Linked DNA regions of Homo sapiens: region 1 is linked to region 2. The links are chromatin contacts, found by Hi-C in ENCODE. All regions are on one chromosome and are shown on one strand. The core of a region is the stretch at or near the end of the contact, and the rest is flanking DNA. Distances in the headings are between cores, read along the strand shown. Region 1 has its middle 340 kb from the start of LINC01091. Region 2 has its middle 56 kb from the start of SPRY1.

The links. A loop is a pair of places that touch in the nucleus more often than their neighbours do. Pooled maps may share reads with other maps.
Region 1: a loop to region 2 is called in a pooled map of heart left ventricle, with 2.7 times the contacts of the local background. The contact joins two enhancer-like sites. A Hi-C loop is called at or near these places in 1 of 168 maps with a recorded cell type or tissue (endothelial cell of umbilical vein) and 2 of 50 pooled maps.

Annotation. Positions count from the first base shown.
Region 1 is chr4:123,983,448-123,986,857 of GRCh38, forward strand. No RefSeq gene overlaps it. Among named protein-coding and RNA genes, the nearest start is that of LINC01091, 340 kb to the left of the region's middle. Within about 2 kb of position 1,629, at least 14 of the 41 ENCODE cell types and tissues checked have a DNase peak (open chromatin) inside an H3K27ac peak, as active enhancers do; they include endothelial cell of umbilical vein, where a contact is called at or near this core.
Region 2 is chr4:123,338,895-123,342,147 of GRCh38, forward strand. No RefSeq gene overlaps it. Among named protein-coding and RNA genes, the nearest start is that of SPRY1, 56 kb to the right of the region's middle. RefSeq lists an enhancer at 1,440-1,734. Within about 2 kb of position 1,542, at least 8 of the 41 ENCODE cell types and tissues checked have a DNase peak (open chromatin) inside an H3K27ac peak, as active enhancers do; they include endothelial cell of umbilical vein, where a contact is called at or near this core.

The sequences.
Region 1 (3,410 bases), core at 379-2,878, 640 kb after region 2:
TTTAAAAATTATCACCCAAATGTTTTCTATGGTGTGGATATCCACTCAATTGTATGTTTTCTAGACATAGAGTACTTCTTCCTACTCTTTCAATCCAATTTGTTTATTTAAAAAAAGTATAGTCTTTCAGAAAAATATTCTAGTCTCTAAATATTTTAGAGAAATATGATCTGATTGTTATCACCAAATTCATTGTATTTAATACTTTACATTAAAATATCAAGGTTTTTTTTCTTCTTATCAATACACTTTACATTGGTATATCAACCAAAAACACATATAGTTATTTTGTATTATTTCATATTATTTTCTTTTGAGAATTATTATATGTCCTTCACTTTATTCACTTTATTTCACACCTATAAGTTAACTTCTTTCTTTTTAAATTTAATTTAAAGCTTTGAGTTCAGGTAGGTTGAAGTTTCCTCAGTCCAACATGATCTTCATAGGTCTTATGAGATGATTATGATTCCTAGCTAGGAACTCACTGCCCAAGTTTGTAAAAGCATTGTCCAGAAATCCAATGGTTGCTTTACAGAGTCAGTTATTGACTTTCTATATCTATACTTTCTTTCCAAGGAAGCCAATGTCAAGTGGATAAGAGAGAGATAACACCCTGTCTCTTTCCCTAACTCTTCCATTTTCTTACCCAGTTTTTCAAAGCTGCTAAATTCCAACTTTTTTTTTTTTGGCTCAAAAGCAATATTGTATGTGTTATAATGATGGTGTATATAAAAAGAATAGTGATGCCAGGAAGCAAATCTAAATCAGTAAAATATAAAAAACCCATTTGTCTTAACTAAAGAAACCATAGAAGCCTTTCCCCCCTCCTTTTTCCTACTAGGTTAGGTACATAAACCCCTAATTCTAACCATCCTTCTAAGTTACTCATCATTGAGTATGTTGTATATGCAAATATGTAGGTATGTATGTTGTATATGCAAATAAATATTTTCTTCTGCTTCTGGAATCATGCCCATAGTCCATCCAGAAATAAGTAGGAAGGATGAAGGGCAAAGGATTTATGCCAACAATTCACTCAACAAATTAACAACAACAACAAAAATGAATCTTTTCAAAAATTAAGCAAACAATAGCTTTCCAGAGACTTCATCTAGTAGTCTTCTGCTTTCATCTGATTGGCCATAAATCTGCCTCGAGACTATCTCAACGTGCTGAAGTACCTGGGGAAGTGATTAGTTTGAACTGGGCACATAACCATGCTGAAAAAAATCAGCTTTGCTAGAAAGAAAGAGGGAGAAAAAGATGTTGGCTTGCACCAAGTAGTGTTACCACAACTGCCTCCCTGGGATAGATATAATGAAAATACTTACAGCACAGAGAAAATAAAAGCTTTCCAGCTCTATTTTATGAGAAAATAACTTGGAAAAAATGGCAGTGAAAAAATTTCAACCATTGTTTCAAAATATTGGAATGAGTAAATTTAAGAAAGTATTTTAAACTTTGAGATAAGCACAAATTTGACATCTTTTTTTTTTTTTTTATTTCTCTACCTCCCCCCTCCCTTCCTTACTTCTTTTCTGCTTGTAAAATTATAAATGGGTCCAGAGTCTTTTCGTTGCCTAGCACATTGTTTATCAAACTGTGCTCAGGAGCATCATCAGCAGCTGCTGCAGGGAAGCAGGGCCCACAGCGGGGCTTTGATAGCCACTCCCCTTCAAACACAGCAGCTCTGCTGTTGGAGCATTTCTGTCAGGGCACTTCGAAGGGTGGTTGCTCCAAAAGAATTGGAAAGCCACCATATTAAGTCTAATTCTCTAATTTTACAGAAAAAGAAGCCAAATAGAAGTTAAGAAAATTGACCCAAGGCCCAAAGGAACACCAGGGATTAAGCCCTGCTTTTATTTATTTTATATTTTAGTATTTCCGCCTGAAGCTGAGTCTTCTAACTCAGCTTCAACACATTGTTACTAAGTTATCACTGTGATGGTTATTTAAAGAAATTAGCAAATTAAGAGGCTTGGAATAGAAATTCACCTTCTGAATTTTAGCCCAATTAATTGCTATATAATACATGTCTAGTGAAAAATATATTTTGGCATCAGACTCATGGTTATTTTCAGATAGAGATTTTGACTATGCAAAAAGATGACTATGAGATAACATAGCAATCTTTTTCTCCAATAATCCTACATATTCAAATTAAGGGTGAATGATTTATCCATGTGACAAGATATATGGTAAAACAATATTACCCAACACTATATTAGGCACTTGTGTCTCCTGCTTTAGGGATCGCAGAAACTTTCTGTGCCTGGAGGGTATAGTGCCAAATACCAGCCCTATATATATTCAGAAAACACTTTTCTGCATTTCCATTACCTTTCTTCAGTGTTTTTGGCAGAAGTGGTGAAGATTTTGTTACTAGGCACTATAATAATGATGGCACTGGTGCCAATATTTTCCTCTAAGAAGAAAATAATAATTGCATTCACTATATTTAACCTGCCTGGCCAAAATAATTTCTGCTTAAAACCACAATGATGAAGCTAGGAAGTGTGACATTTTTGGTTTTCCTACCAAAATCAGTTAAAAATCTTGTTTTGAATTTGATATAGGTTATTATGATGAAATTCTTATTGGCTTTAATTTATTTGGCTTATGATTTTAATTATGTATTCATTTTTATAACAGCTTGCAGCTGATTAGTATTTTGTCAGGATGGCAAGCAAGGATATGTGTATTCCTTAATATTTGCTCTGAATTATTTGTTTATTATTCTTAATAACTTCTTGAAAAATCTTAATCAGAAAGAAGTTATAGAACAAAGAACTCCAGCCTTGGTCATAACATGAGGAAATAATTTTAGCATTCTGAAAATATGCTGAAGGATGAGACCAGCAAAAATAGGGCGGGGCTTCAACAGCCTTCTCTCTGTACAAACAACAGCTGGATGTGCCTGTTGCCACTGGTGGGGATGGTAATGATGGAAAAAAAACAATGTTTTTTTTTTAGTGTTGGAAAGTTTTCAGTGAAATCATGATGTCACCAGGATATGTTTTGTCTGTGACTATAATTTGCATAAGTTCCTTCCCATGGAACTATGTAAAATACAAAGGAATGTTTTATAGTACGTTTTGCCTCTGTGATGCCAATGCTCTTAACAGTCCATGAAGTAGACATCATGAGCAAAGAATTTCTTTTGTACATTCTCTCAAAGTAAGAACTAATGAAAAAGGAAAGAAAAAGGCTGTGCAAAGACTATAACTTTCACATTGTACTCACAGAAACAACAAGACTGTTTTGCATTCCTGATCTTTGACTAATATTTTAACTTTGTACTACATATTTTTGAGACCAGGATCTACATTCCTTTGTACTTATAGTTTGAGATGTGTTCTCATTTTATTGTTCTTCCTGTTATAATTACTTTGTGCGTTTTTTCAAAT
Region 2 (3,253 bases), core at 292-2,791:
AAAAAGGCTGAACCGTCTTTTAATACAAATGCTTAGGCTACCCGGTAATGGAACAGCAAATCTGAGATTCTATTGTAAGTAAAGGATTATGTTTTCTCGGCATTGTCAAGGTGCTGTGGAACAAAACAAAATGACTGCTTTACGCAAAAGAAGGTTAGAGTCTTTGAAAAAGAGATTAAGAGGATGTTTGGCTATTGCGCTGCGTAGTCCATCCAGGAGGAAAAAGGCAACAGCAAAGGCGAATGTTTGTTTGCATTTTGGGGGAAGGGGTTTTAAAAATGGGAAAAATGGGAACTGCTCCAAATTAAAATAATTGTTGGTGGTTGCTCCCAATAAATCTAGTAATGAAGATTAAAGCTTGTTAGAATCCTACACCCATTTTTCATTTGCTTTTCTCTCTAAAAAGTTCTTTATATCCTAGGTTTAAAGTAGCAGAAGAAATATATTCTTGCTTATGTATTTACAGAGAATGATCGCATTAACATTGTTAAACAAAAAACAAAAACAAAAACAAAACAAATAAAAAACTCTACTTTGTCCATATTATAAGTAATGCATGTTACATTTAAGGAGTGGATTCTACCGTGTTTTTGAAGTCCCTATTAGGCATTTAGTTAACAAAACTTATAGCAGAAATGGGAACGAAATCCCTGTCTTCCTTTTCCTAACCCCCTTCTTTCTAACCCTTTCCTCTCCCCAACCCCCTTATTAAAACAAGGTCTGTGGAGTCTGAAGCAGATTAGCAAATAGATAAATCCTTTAATGTCATGGAATACTTTCCCCAGTATAAATGGGATTAATCTGCCAACCCAGCAAATTCTACATTTCAAACACCTCAGCTGCATAATAAGCCATTTCCCCAACCCCCTAATTTATGGCACAAGGGTCATTTGATTTTAATGTTTGCACTGGTTAGACTTTCTTTCTCCAGTCTTCCCTCCCACGGCATCTCCAGCTCTCTCCATTTTCTACCTTTGAAAATGCTCCTTACATAGCCTTTAGAAAAGCATCAAAGGGTACAAACAATAACCTGTGCTTCACAGAGAAGCCGGAAGACGGAGAGGATGTGGAGCCTAAGCTGCCTTCCACTGGGCCCAGCAAGTCCCTCTCCAGAGCCTGTGAGGTGGCCATGTTGGGAGCTTTGGCCTGGGTCTGGCCACACAGCCCTGGGTTTGAGGATCCAACATCATGGCCAAACCCAGTACTATACAGCCACCAATACCTGTTTCACAAAATGTTTACTGTAATGAGGAAAAACACAGGCCCTGCTTAGACACTTTAAGAGCTAGAAATGGCTCTGTGTGAACACAGAAGGGAGGCAGTGCAGTCTCTGACCCTAGAATTAGAACTGGGTATCTGTGCACCATTGCATTCAGTGACTGGCCCAAGGTCACAAAGTAGGAGGCGGATGGCTTGCATCTACCAGGTTGTCAGCCCTCCAGGGCTGTACTGCACCTCCCAAGCCACACTGCTTCCTTTAGGAAAGTATGGCCACGCTGCTCTCATTCAGCAACCCCAGGAGAAAAAGACTATTTCAGGGCTATTTACTCAAAACCATTGGGTAAATTCTGACTCACATTAACGTTTCCCTTTACACACCCTTTGAAATCAGAGCAACATGAGTCACCTTACTGTTCTATCCTCTTGGTTGGTGACCAAAGGGAAATGCTTCATTTTAAGAAGTAAGTCCTCGTGGCTGTTGTCGGTGAAGCTCTGAGAGTCACAATAAGGCCGGAACACCCCTGCAGTTGTGAGCCCAAAATGTCCTTACGGCACATGGGCCAGAGAGTCTCCTCCTTCCCGAAACAGGGTCTTCGCCAGGCCTTTATATTAAAATAGTAGAAACAATGGGATAAGAATGAGAATGTGAGTATATTTCTAAAAAGCAGTCATGAAGATTTTATTTCGAAACAGCAAAGTAGCATAACGAATGAACTACAGCCACATGCAGATGGGTGAATCTTAGCAATGTAATGGAAACGAAAGTCGCAAAACATATACTACACGATACCTTTTATACAGTTTAAAGTAGCTAAAATGTTTTAAAATACATGCAGTTTAGGACTGCAATAATCTACATCGACAGAAAAGCTAGGAAAACCAGGATGCTGCTGGGGAGGATGGGGTGAGGTTGCTGGGGGAACATGTCATTAGCTCTGACTTATTTTCCAGACTGACTTTTGTTTAGGAGATGGGCTCGCAGATGTTTATTATATTACTAAAAATAAATCAATAACTGAATATAAGTTGGACATCTACAACCCAATGATGACAATTTAAGGATCATAATTAAGCCAATTAATACACACCAAATTGAAAACAAAACTGACGATTGTATTAGTTTACTAGGGCTGCTGTGACAAAGTACCATCAGCCAGGCTGATATGTTTAAAATACAAACTGACCATAAACAAAATAATAGATAGCTTACATAAAGGTAAAATAAAAAGCACAAACATTGCCCCCAGAGCATGATATATAGTAAATGTTGGCCTGACCTGGGGTAGGTTTGTGAGGTAATGACCTCCTATGCTTTGATGAAGCTTTATGGCTCATCTAACTGAGGCTCTCACCTCTAAGTTCAGTCATGCCTCAGTGTTTGAGTAGAAGGAACAGATGGGACATGGGTTAGTGGCTAAAATCAATTTCATCACGTCGACGTTGGTATCCTAGCTCTCTCCTACAACCAAGTCTCTTCCTCTTTTCCAAGGGACGTTCATTCCTGCTTCTTTCCCAGTTCCCCAACAACTGGCTTTCCCGTCCTTGAACTGAACTGTCTCCATGGCTGAGGCCCCACGCCAGCTGCTCCAGATTCTTTGTGCCACCATCTGCCTGGCTGGACTTCTACAGCAGTTACCCTTGACTTCTTTTTAGAGGTTCACTTTTGAATTTTTGGGCTAAGTTTAATTTTTTTTTTTTTTGAGACAGTCTCACTCTGTCACCCAGGCTGGAGTGCAGTGGCATGATCTCGGCTCACCACAACCTCTGCCTCCAAGGTTCAAGCTATTCTCCTACCTCAGCCTCCCGAGTAGCTGGGACTACAGGTGCCCACCACCACACCCAGCTAATTTTTGTATTTTTAGTAGAGATGGGGTTTCACCATGTTGGTCAGATTTGTCTGGAACTCCTGACCTCGTGATCTGCCTGCCTTGGCCTCCCAGTGGACTAAGTTTAAACCTGAGTTAATGGTATTATTCTCCATCTATCCCTTCCTTATACAGATTTATCTCCTGGTTTCATACCTATTTTGAGA